Regions from separate parts of the Homo sapiens genome. Here region 2 is linked to region 1. The links are chromatin contacts, found by Hi-C in ENCODE. All regions are on one chromosome and are shown on one strand. Each heading gives the region's core, a stretch centred on a gene start or an enhancer-like site at or near the end of the contact. The rest is flanking DNA. Distances are from core to core; before and after follow the strand shown.

The links. Hi-C counts contacts between places; a loop is a spot of excess contacts on that map. Pooled maps may share reads with other maps.
Region 2: a loop to region 1 is called in a map of naive thymus-derived CD4-positive, alpha-beta T cell, with 7 times the contacts of the local background. The contact joins the promoter of DSC1 here to the enhancer-like site in region 1. A Hi-C loop is called at or near these places in 2 of 168 maps with a recorded cell type or tissue (IMR-90 and naive thymus-derived CD4-positive, alpha-beta T cell) and 1 of 50 pooled maps.

Annotation. Positions count from the first base shown.
Region 1 is chr18:31,271,878-31,277,805 of GRCh38, reverse strand. No RefSeq gene overlaps it. Among named protein-coding and RNA genes, the nearest start is that of DSG1, 43 kb to the left of the region's middle. Within about 2 kb of position 1,890, at least 12 of the 41 ENCODE cell types and tissues checked have a DNase peak (open chromatin) inside an H3K27ac peak, as active enhancers do.
Region 2 is chr18:31,160,221-31,166,343 of GRCh38, reverse strand. It overlaps DSC1 (desmocollin 1), which reads left to right and starts at 3,488. Exons shown (of 16, transcript NM_024421.2): 1 at 3,488-3,812. The coding sequence starts at 3,750. DSCAS (DSC1/DSC2 antisense RNA) reads right to left here. Exons shown (of 4, transcript NR_110785.1): 4 at 3,555-3,809.

The DNA of each region.
Region 1 (5,928 bases), core at 641-3,140:
ATCAAGGTTGTATTAGCTCCTTCTTGCATCGCTATAAAGAAATACCTGAGACTGGGTAATTTATATATGAAAATAAAGAGGTTTAATTGGCTCATGGTTCCACAGGCTGTACAGCAAGCATAATGCTGGCATCTGCTCAGCTTCTGGGGAGGCCTCAGGAAACTTACAACCATGACAGAAGGCAAAGGGGGAGCACACCCATCACATGGAAGGAGTACAAGCAAGAGAGAGAGGGAGGAGGTGCCACACGCTTTTAAACAATTAGATCTCATGAGAACTCACTATCTCGATGGCAGCACCAAAAGGGGATGGTGTTAAACCATGAGAAACCAGCCCCGTGATCCAGTTACCTCCCACCAGGCCCCACCTTCAACATTGAGGATTACAACTGAACATGAGATTCGGCAAGGGCAAACATCCAAGCCATATCAGAGGCCATCTCATGGACACATTCGATGTCCTAGAGATTAAGGCAAATAGGCATGCACTAAATCACCTACGCAGGCAGCTCAGCTCCCTCACGCAGGGCACTTGCCCATCACTCCCCTGCCTCAGGAGAGAATGCCTCCTCCTCCTCATTCTCTGCCCATCTTCTTCCTCTCAAGCTGCCTGCTTCACAGACCTTGTGGGTATGTGTCTTACAATCAGAAGAGACACATCTAAAATACTGTGATCACTTTCCTCATTCTGACTTGAAGTGCAGTTGATTGTTTATACATATATCCCTCATGTACTCACCCTGCTCTTTTATACACACGTGCACGCATGCACACGTTAGCTTCCAGGAGAAAGGGGTTAGAACCTTCTCATCTTTCACAGAGCCCTTCACAGTGTAACTTAAGTTTTCCAAGAAGGAGGAAATTAATACTAGAGACTAAATAGGTGGAATGTGCTTAGTAAATGCTTGTGGATTGTTTCCCGAATAGTGAAAAGCAATATAAAAAATAAATACAGCAATATAAAAAATAAATATAAAAACATAAAAAACAAATACAGAGCAACGTGGGAGCACAGTTTACTAAGTATTGCGAAGTGCAGTCAGGTAGCATCATTTATATAGATTGGATTGGAGGTGTTAGAACAGAATGTTTATGTTTCTCTTTTTAATCAAGAAAGTACAAAAAAGGGATATGAAATAAGAGAAGAATAAAGAATGTGGATAAGGAAAATCAAAAGGTCTGCTCTGTTGTTTTTGAAATGTTCCCTGAGATTCATTCACAAACAGGGCGTGGTTTATGAGACTTGGCAATATTTAAATTTGTGCTGTGAAAAATAAAGCAGAAACTTACCTAGTTTGATTTGGCTTTTGGTGTCCCCTAAAGGAGTTAAAGAGACCTAGTTTTCTTAACTGGAGAACATTATAAAATGGGGAGAATTTTTAGAAAATAAGAGACAGATAAGTTTTTATTTTTCCAAATGAGAGGTTACTTGGTAAATACCACCAGAACATTTATGTTGCAGGATCAGACACCTCCTCCACACTCTGAAAGCATACACATGACATACTTATTTGATGTTTATATATTTTATCTTAGGTCAGCATTAACATACCATGAAAGGAAGTCAGTCATTCACTTTCTGGGTCAAAAGTAAATTCTTATGATTCTTATGACCTTGTGGAAGACAAAGATGTTTTCAAATTTCTGTTTGTGTTCTTACATCTACACATATTTTTTATCTCATTGAGCTCTTATCAGTGGCATTTATTTAAAACCCTACGACTAAAATCCTTCTCCCATAAGCCTTATGGCAAAAGACCACCGAGCCTGTCATCACTACCATTTTCAAAAAGTGTTTATGAACCCTCAAGCTAAGTGCTTTGCCAGCCACCACTGCAGAAACCGCTCCTGAGAGGAGTGGATTGTCTGATTCATCACCTTGGAAAGTGGTGGTGATACTTCCTGGATGTAGATTTGGAGAGGAACCAGAGGCTCTAAAACCTCACTAGCACTTCCTCATTTCTCTATGAAAGCCTCTCCATTTTTCTCTAGAATATCAATTCAGCTCATGGGCATATTTCTCTTTTTTTTTTTTTTTTTATAAGCACCCAATCTGCATTATTCTTCAAAAATTAAGAGATCCCTGATATGGGAAGCTTGGACCAGGCTTCTCTGGTGGGCTCAGACACAGTCCCCAGATCCAACCATGTAATAACTAATTCTGGACTTTCATATGCAGAAGGGCAAGAAACTATGTAAAAAGTTCTGTGCCATAATAGTGTCAGCACCTTTTAGTTTTTATACTGGAGCACCAATGTTTGCCTTCTGAAAAGAAAGAGCTAACTCAGGAATGCGCTTTTAAAATTTAAAAGATGACACTATCAGAAATTATGTTATTTTGGAAGGGTAGAGGTGAAAAACAAAAAGAAAACGATTGAGAAAATAATTACAATTTGCTTTTTAAGAAAACTTTCATACAGGAAAAAACAACATGTCATTTAGGATTTTAAAAACTTGGTGCTAAAGATTGCAAATTTCAGAATGTTATTGCTAGGAAAAAAAGCAACAATAGGAATTGGTATTCTTCTATGTGGAAACTGCTTTGTTGACAATCTACAAACAGATCTCCTTTTAAAAAACACACACACACGCACCAAGCTAAAACTGCTTATTCAGTGACGCTTTCACCAAAGGAATCATTCCTTGACTCTGTTTTTAGTTGGGTGTGGTGAGACAATGTTCTCCCTTGGCTGGAGGCTTGGAGAGGGGCCAAAGCAAACACCCATGTGAACACAAAACAATTAGGAAAGATTCATTCTGAATTAGTTAATTCCCATGAATAGGCTGGGATTTATTAATCTGTCCTGATTGAAATTGCTTAAAATATGAACTTGGGAGTTTGTAAGCAAGCAGGCAGGAGAGAAGGCTAAATTAGGGACAGCTAAATGTCTGAGAACATAAGGAGAGCAATAAGAAACATAATTGGCTAATATCTTTATTACTTTTCCCATTTTAAAAGAATAAGAGAAATATTAATTAGTGTTGTGTCTATCTCACAAACTTGGCTCTGTGAAAGCACAGATAGATATAGTTCTAAAACATTAGGTCTATTCAGTATTATTAGATCTATTCAAAGAATTGATAATTCTTTTTTTCTAAGTAAAAAGACTTGTTTCAGTTTTCAATTTAGACTGTGCAAAGTCAAATAAATAATCACGAAGCATTTTCTTTGAAAAATTAAAAATAACTTATTTGAAGACATAACTTTTCTTTCCAACTTTTAAAGAGTTAAAGATTTCTGTAGAAACATTATACTACGTAACACCTTTCTTTTATAGAATACTTACGTAAAAGCTGGGACCAACATAAATTGTTCTAAAGAAATAATTGTCTGAAATGTGCACGGGCCATTTGTTTTCAAACTTGTGAGCCAGAGGTCAAATCGTACCTATCAACTTGTTGGTACAACTGCAAACAGCTTTGGAGCAGGAAAGGGCACAATCCAAGCATTGTTATTTACTTCACAAGTGCAATTAGGTACAAGTGTTTGCAGCCATACTTAAAGTAGTATTCCACCTAATAACAGCAGGGGTCAATGCTGAAAAGTCTATGTGATTATAGTATAATCCTGAGAGTTATTTTTCTTGCAATACTATTAACTTGCTTTGATGATGAAAACTGTGTGTATGCAGATATTAAAAACAAAACCTCATGGAATTTTGCCTTCTGGAAGAAATTTTACTGGCTCAAAATTTTTTCAAAATTTTATATCTGTGAACTTTGTACAAAGAAGTGTCATAGTTAGACATCCAGAATGACTTTATAGTGCTATAATATAATACCTGGTGAAAAAAAACACACTGTGTTCCATATTCAAAGTCTGGCAGATAAAGAAAAGGTTGCTTTGAAAGTTTCTGATTAGATGCTGCTGAACCCATTGGAAATCATTGTTAAGTTGAGTTAAAGAGCCTCTCCTGTTGTATCAAACAAGTGACACGTCATTTAAATAATCTCGGCTTCATTTTTCTTGCATGAAAAATATTGAGATAGCCACCAAACAATACCCACTTATTTGAAAGAAATACTGTGTTTATAATTTAGAGCAATTTTGAATTTCTTGGAATATATGGTGCAAATGTAATACTAATTTGCCTTAACATTCCACAACTTAACATAGCAGAGTTTTCAATTTTATTCAGGTATAATCTCTATAATTTTATAATTCAAAGAGATTTTTCTTCAACTTTCCAAGAACCATCAAATAAATAAAGTTTACCATTTACTGGACAAAAAACATAACATTAAATGCCATTTTATTATCTTTTTATTTACTATGGTTCTGCAATTATAAAAGTATTGTCATATTCTACCCTGTCTTATCTGAATGCTTTAAACTATCTTATCAAGTCAATATATTTTAGGTTTGGGGAGTTTTGTATCCCTTTATTATGTTTTGTTATTGCAGACATCTTCATGAATCCGCCTTTTGCTGTTTAAATAAAACGGTTTCCTAAGGATAATTTATTCTTGGTTTTCTTTTTTTCCCATGCATATTATACCTTATTAAAGCTATTACTCAACTAAAAGTATTTTATGATTTGTTTCAAGCCTTCAATTAGTATATTAGCTTTTTGAAGGAAGGTGATACATATCGCCGATATTTATGTTCTAGGCCACCAGCATAGGTGCTCAATAAAAATCTGTTAAGTAAATAAATGAGCAACTTTCCAAAAACGATATAACTATGATATGAATTTTTTCATGATTGTTGAAACATATTGTTTCCAAAAGGATTCTATAATTTATAAAGTTACTAACAATGTTTTGTTTGGCCAATTTGATCACAACATAGCCAGCATTATCATTGAAAATATTTCTGTCACTCTTACAGGTGTAACATATTATCTCAAGGTTGTTATAATCTACATTTTACATTTTAAAAATTATAGGCAAAGATAAATATTTTTCAACTACTATTAGGTTCCTAATTTTAAAATATCTTTACTTGGCCATTGTTGGTTTATTTATTCATCTTATTTATATCTGCTCAATATTTGTTATTTGAAGCATATTTTATATTCATTTTTCCTCTTTAACACTGAAGTAATATTTGGGGTCAATAATTTCTTTAAGGTACTTAAGATATAAAAGCTATTATATGAAAATAACATTATTGAGAACAGTTTAAAATTTGGCCTAGTTTATATGCAAATAAATTTAATGCTTCTTTGGAAAAACCACTCATAGAATTTTGGAAGAAATCATTTCAATCAGGGATTCCAACTTGACAGTATAAAGTAAATTGTACAGAATGAGACATTTTACACCTTATGCTAAGCTCCTATTCTTTGATTATGTTGACCCACAAGTACTGCTTTCCCAAATATGCTCTGAACATCAATCTTCACCCACTCACATGTTCATGCATGTTCTTTCAGTGACATTAAACTGTAGCATATGGCCACAGGATGCCTATGATGCTTGACACGCCCCAAATCTCTATGTTCATTCAACATCAGCTCACTCACAGACCTTTTTCTAGTCGATCAGTTTACAGTAACAAAAAGCACACTTCCTTCCCCCAAGGAGCTTAGAATCTGTGTTATTACCACTATGTGAATTCCATTTCTCTTCATTTTTTCTTTGAAAGTACTACCTAATTTTAAATACCTGGCCATTTCCATAAAGTTCCCAACTCTCACAGTCTGAACTCAGCTCTCCCACTTAATATCTTCTCAATAACTTTGTTTTTAGCCGTATTTTAAAGCACATATTCTAGTGTACCTTTTGTTGTAGTCATAAGGTGGCGTAATGGTTTAAAGTGTACTCTGAAATCAGACTTCCCAGATTTGAATCATATTTCAACATCATTGCTACCTTGGATAAGTTTCTTTACATCTCTGTGCCTCAGTTTCCTCATCTATAATAGGGGACAATAGTAGAACCTACTAGTATATTTGTTGTAAGTATTAAATGAGATAATACATGT
Region 2 (6,123 bases), core at 2,239-4,738, 110 kb after region 1:
TTTTTTTTTTTTAATAGCTAACAGTTCTTTTTCTTTGTTCATACACTTCACCCATACTAAACTCACAAACCCTTTTTTTACACCTGTAGTTTTTGGTATATTTAGTCATTCATATTTAACCCAAAGTGCCTTGTAATGGCTTCATCAATGTGTACAGCATTCCTACCAGTCTAGGAGTCTTTTAGAATAAATTAGGTCATCTTACAGAGATAATGGTTCTCTCTGTAAATGGCTTTTTTGAGGCCCTGAATTTATTCATAATGAGCCCTTTCTGTAAGTTGGTCATAAAAAAAATCTCTAATGAAATTTGTCACTGTATTTCCATAAAATATATTATTTAAATTTATAAAAAGGTGTTTTTCCTTGATGTGCCTTAAGGTTAAAAAAAAAAAAACTAAAGAAATACAAGAGTCATGTGGATCTTTACATTTAAATCTTTCTCTGTATGACCATAAATGTGTGGTAGAAAACAGATTATGCAATACTTATGTATTTAAAATAAAATATTTTCTTCTATAGGGGTTTCTCAACATTTAATCATTGTTCTTAATTTCTCTTTAAATGGCTAATATATTTAATATTTGCTGCAGTGCCTCTTTTTATCTTATCTTTTGAACTGGAAAGATAACTGCATGTTCTTCACCATAAAGTGTGCCTTTATTTTAACGTCATAAGATTTCTGTCTTCTTTTTTTCACCCTATATGATGCTTTTCTCCTAGCAAAGGCCAGAGCCCAGTATGTAACCCCTTAACTACTTGTTCAATGAATAAACCTATTCATGTATCTTTAGGTAGCCTCTACATAACAGACCTTGGATTTGCAATAACTTTGTGTTTGTTTCATTTGAAGTTCAGTCTCTTCAACTTTTTATTGCATGCCTAGGCAATTATATGGTGTAAAATATTAGTGCTTGCTCTGAGCCAGACACTGTTGGAAGTATTTTCTTTATAATATCACATTTAATCTTCATAACAACCTATGAATTAGCCACTATTATTGTCCCCATGTTATAAAGAGACCGAGGCACAGAAGAGTTAACTAACTTGCCTAGGGGTTATACTGCGAATAAGTAGTAAAGAGAGGATTTGCACCCAGGCAGTCTAGCTTCTAAGTCCAAGTTGTTAACCACTAACAATCTTTTGCTTAAGCTTATTAATTTAGACATAGGTTAAAACAAACAAACATACAGATAGAAATAAAAATAAAATAGAGCTTGCAGTGGTTTGAATGTCCCTGCCAAAAGTCATGTTGAAATTTTGTTGCCGTTGTAATGGTGTTAGGAGGTGGGACCTTTAAAAGTTGATTATGCCATGAAGTCCCCACCCTCGGGAGTGGGTTAGTTATCATCAGAGTGGACTTCTGATAACTGGATAAGTTAGGCCACTTCCCTGTCTGTCTTGTGCACTGGCTTCTGTCTTCTGCCTTCCATCATGGGATGACCCTCATCAGATGCCCATGCCATGCTCTTGGACTTTCCAGGCTCCTGAACCATGAACCAAACAAATTTCTGTTTTTGTTTTGTTTTGTTTTTTAATAAATTACCCAGGCTATGGTATTTCTTTACAGCAGCAGAAAACAGACTAAGACAGAGCTCTTACTGAATGATCTAATGCCAGAAAATTGGAAGAAATATGTCTTGTTTTCATTTAATTTTAAGGTAGATTCACGTTTAAGGAAGAGTCAATAATTTGTAATAATAAATTATTTTTTCCTATAAAGTGCCTATATTTTATTTTTAGGAAACCTTTGTGTGCAAATACAAAATATGGGAGAAATAGTAATGTAACAGATTTGCAAACCAATAATTTGGGGTTAGCTTTTACACAAGTTTTTCTATTACCTTTGAGAAAGATAGATAATGGGAAAAGAGAGCACGCAGAAAGTAGGCCAAAAGAAGTAGGATCAGAACATCAACTTCCCAGAACTGTGGAGAGTATTCTGGATTCATTTGAATTGAGCAGTGCCTGGAATCTCTTCATCCAACCAATATATGCCATTTTTTCAGTAACACCAATTTAATTTTGCTCTTCTATATCTTCCTAGTTCAGTGGAGAATATCATGTTATAGAAAAAGGTAATGATAACTTCATTAGCTGAAAAAAATGTGTTTCTATTTTCTAGGGTTGGAGAATTTGTCTTTGAATTATTTAAGCTGTATGACTATCTATTTATCTGTCTATCTATCTATCTAAATATATACTTAGATGATGCTTAAACATGCACAGAATTACACTTGGCTGTACACATATACATCTAAGTAATTTTTCTATTTCTATATTCCCATTCTTTTCTCCCAAAACGCCAGATATAAAAATATTCCATTAAAATGACTGTATTTTCTGATTGAGAAATCAAATTCCAATGCAGTCACAAAATATGTTTATTAGTGGGTATACCACTAGCAATAAAATACTACAAGATATCTTTTAGTTTTTTTTCTCCTGGGTCATTCATTTTCCAAATCTTCCTAGCTTCTAATTCTAATGAAGCAGTTACATTTATTTCTGTCTCTACATACAAGGAGAAATTGTTCCCATTGTCAAATAAGCTGAAGAAAACCTTTCTTTCCTCCCTTCTCAGCAGCATGGGTGTTGGGCTCTACCTTAACATTTGAAAATATTTATCCTTCTGTCCTAACTTCCATCACTGCCATTGAGTGCAATTGGTATCACTGAGCTCACTAATTTGGGACAGGAATAATGATGCTAAAGCTCTTGTTAGAGGAATCATTAGGGTTTAAAAAAATCTACACTTGATGGCCTGATTGTACTATTAAGCTAGGATATCCTATGTGTAATGTACAAGTAATTAGGGTGAATAGAGTGATTTTAGAGAGACTTGCTCTCAAAGATTGTAGTTGTCCTTGAAAAAATATAAAGGTAAAAAGCAGTGGCATCTTGTACAACAAAAGGAAAGCCACAAGAAAGATTATATGCTAGCTATTTCTTTATTCTCTTTCTTTTATGAAGTCTTTACATTCTGATAAGTTTCCTGTGACATCTAGAGAACCAACCACAGTGAATAGTCAATAACAGGAAGTAGATACCATGCCTTTATGAAGTTGCTGCTTTAAACTGGAATGCCAGTTCTCTAGCAGAACTACAGTGTTCTACAGGACCGATGACACTTAAATGCTTAGATGGGAGATAACTTCTGATGAGTGTGATTACACACGCTTAGGTCCTCTGATTTGCCAATGGCAGTTGAGGAGGCATCACTTCCTTGCATGGCGTTTGTGCACAATTTATGTTTGTACCCGAGGGCAAGACAGGTTAATAAGGCCAAGAAGGAGGGGAGGCTGTGGGAGTGGGTAATAACTGGGGAGGACTTCACAGCATCAACCTGGGGGAAAGGGAGGAGGGCTGAGGATGAAGGGTGTTCCCTCCTCCTTCTGCCTATGTGTTAAGTGGCAAGAGAAATTTTGAAAGCTGCTGTGAGGAGGAGCTACTGACTGGGTTTTGGGGTGTTTTGTACCCCACCCTCCTCACTTGTAGGAAAGCCTCTTTGCATTTAGACGTAATTGAACTGGAAGGAAGGAGACTGGCCAGGGAATAGGGGGAAAGAAATTCTCCCGTTGCTCCTCCTACTGTTTATCACTTGCCTCCGGACTGTCTTCCAAACCAAGCTCAGCTGCATCAAGGTGGCAGCAGAATACCCTGTGCAAGTGCCAGCGTCTTCTTAGCCGCTCTGTGCATCCCAGGCTGCCCTGTTATCTGGCCACCGTCCCTGGCCATTGGGACTGCTTCTGATGGCTCTGGCCTCTGCTGCCCCAGGGAGCATCTTCTGTAAGCAGCTCCTTTTCTCTCTCCTGGTGAGTAACAACCAAAGGATTAGGGAATTCAAGCATGTTACTACCTGCTTCCTCTCTGCAGTTTGGGCTTGAAAGAGACTAGGAGTGAGGATGGGAGGCAGAGAAGAGAGATTGGGGAAAACAAAAGCAGATCTGAGGAAGATTCAGGGAAGAGTTGAGAGGCTTGGGATTCAGGATGGAAAGTGTTCAGCTTACTTCTCAAGCACCCACTGCCAGAGTGTTAAAAGTTTTCAAGGGAATCCCTCTTCCATCCTGCTGTGGTGATTTTCTAAGAGTAGAGAAGTGAATTCATTCTTTAGGCATTTGGCCCAGAAGTTTCTGAGGTTTACTTCTGCTACCAGTGATTACATAAACTCATGTTATTTAACATGCTGAGTTCTACTAAGCTGCAAAAAAAGAGAAAGGATTCTGGGTGAACATGCAAATTATCCAGGACTTTTTGAATTTTACCCACGAAGCAGTTTAAGCAAAGAATAGTTTAAGAAAAATAACAAAAATGTGACTGTCATTGAAAATATCCTCAACTTGGCTTCCACTTGGGTTTTTAATAGCTTTGTAACTGTGTAAGGTGCTATTTTTTCTTTGGAGGTGAGGGAAGAGAGGGGGGTTATTTCACACATCCGTCCATCATTTCTGAGGTGTGAGTTTCCTATTTTTTCATTTTAGCAAAATACTTGAGTTTCAAAATATATTTTTAGAAATGGCAGGTATGAGGACAAACATTTTCTCCATGTAAATAATATACAATGCAGGGTTGATGGTCACCTTCTCATCCTGTAACTGCTTAGGGAGACGATAACTCAGATACCATCTTAAGTTAGTACAAGTTTGGTAAAATGTGGTAAAAATGTTTCAAAGGATTCTACCCACATTTCTTTTGCTTCTGATCCCTGTACTGTCTAATATCTCTTGGACAATTCATCTCCTGTTTATTTATTTCTGACTCTGAAACTGACTAAAAGGGTGTCACTAAGCCACTTAGTCAGTGATTTAACCTGAAGACGGGAATAGTATTTAATGAATGGAAACCTTCAGTGGCTCTGCCTGCAGAGGGAGGACCATCAACATGGAATCCTAGGACAAGAAGGAAAGAAGATGGGGGTGGGAGTGGAAGTGTGGATATAACTATAAGAATGTCTCATATATTTATATATATATATGTACATTTATATATATATACACACACGCACATATACAGTCATGCTCTGCAAAACAATGCCTCAGTCAATGATGGACTACATATATGAGTGGTCCCATAGATTATAATGGAGCTCGTCTGTATAGGTGAACCATTTTTTATCTTTTATATTGTATTTTAATGTACTTTTTCTATATCTAAAAATGTTTAGTTACACAAATACTTACAATTGCCTACAGTATTCAGTAGAGGAACATGCTGTACAGGTTTGTAGCTTACAATAAGCTATACTATATACTATACACCTAGGCTGTACCATGGTGCATACCATGGGGCATACATATATAAATCATGGTGTATACCATGTAGGTATAACCCAGGTGTGTAGTAGACTATATCCTCTAAGTGTATGTAAGTATACTCTATGATGTCTGCACAAGGATGAAATCACCTAACGTTGCATTTCTTAGAATGTAAGCAATATATGACTGTGTGTATATATATACACACATACACATACATATATAGGTATAGGTATATGTACAGGTATATGCATATGTATGTGTACATATGTATATGTATGTGTTTATGCATAGCCTAATTACAATATGCTGTTTCCACATTGTATACTTAGACAACTATTAACAGTATGGTCTATGCTTAGAAAGTTCTTTAAGTATAATTTATTATGTTCCTTGGCATTAGGGATGAACATATTTAAAAAGTTAAATAAATACGAATGTCTCACGTTTTAAAAAGTGGTTTTTAAATTAGGACTAAATAAAAATGTGGCCTTTTAATTCCAGATTTCTGCCTAACATAGATTTTTGTAAAATTACAAACTATTTAATTAGACTGCTACAGTATATCTGGTAGACTTGAGATGAGCTGGAAAAGAAGTGCACATCCTTAATATGGATGTTAATCCATTCTCTTTCCTCCTCGCAAGTAATGGGTCCCGTAACTCTAGAATTCAGAGAAAAGCTGAAAGCTGATCATAAAATTGACCTACATGTTTCTGGAAAACCTAGCTCTACTCTATCTTATATTTAAATAATAAAAAAGCAGTTATTTTGATAAAGAGGAACAAACAGAAAATGCCAAGAAAAAGAAGTAAAATATATTTTGAACCTATAGACATTTTTGAAATGATAGCTTTTCTTTTGTTTTTTT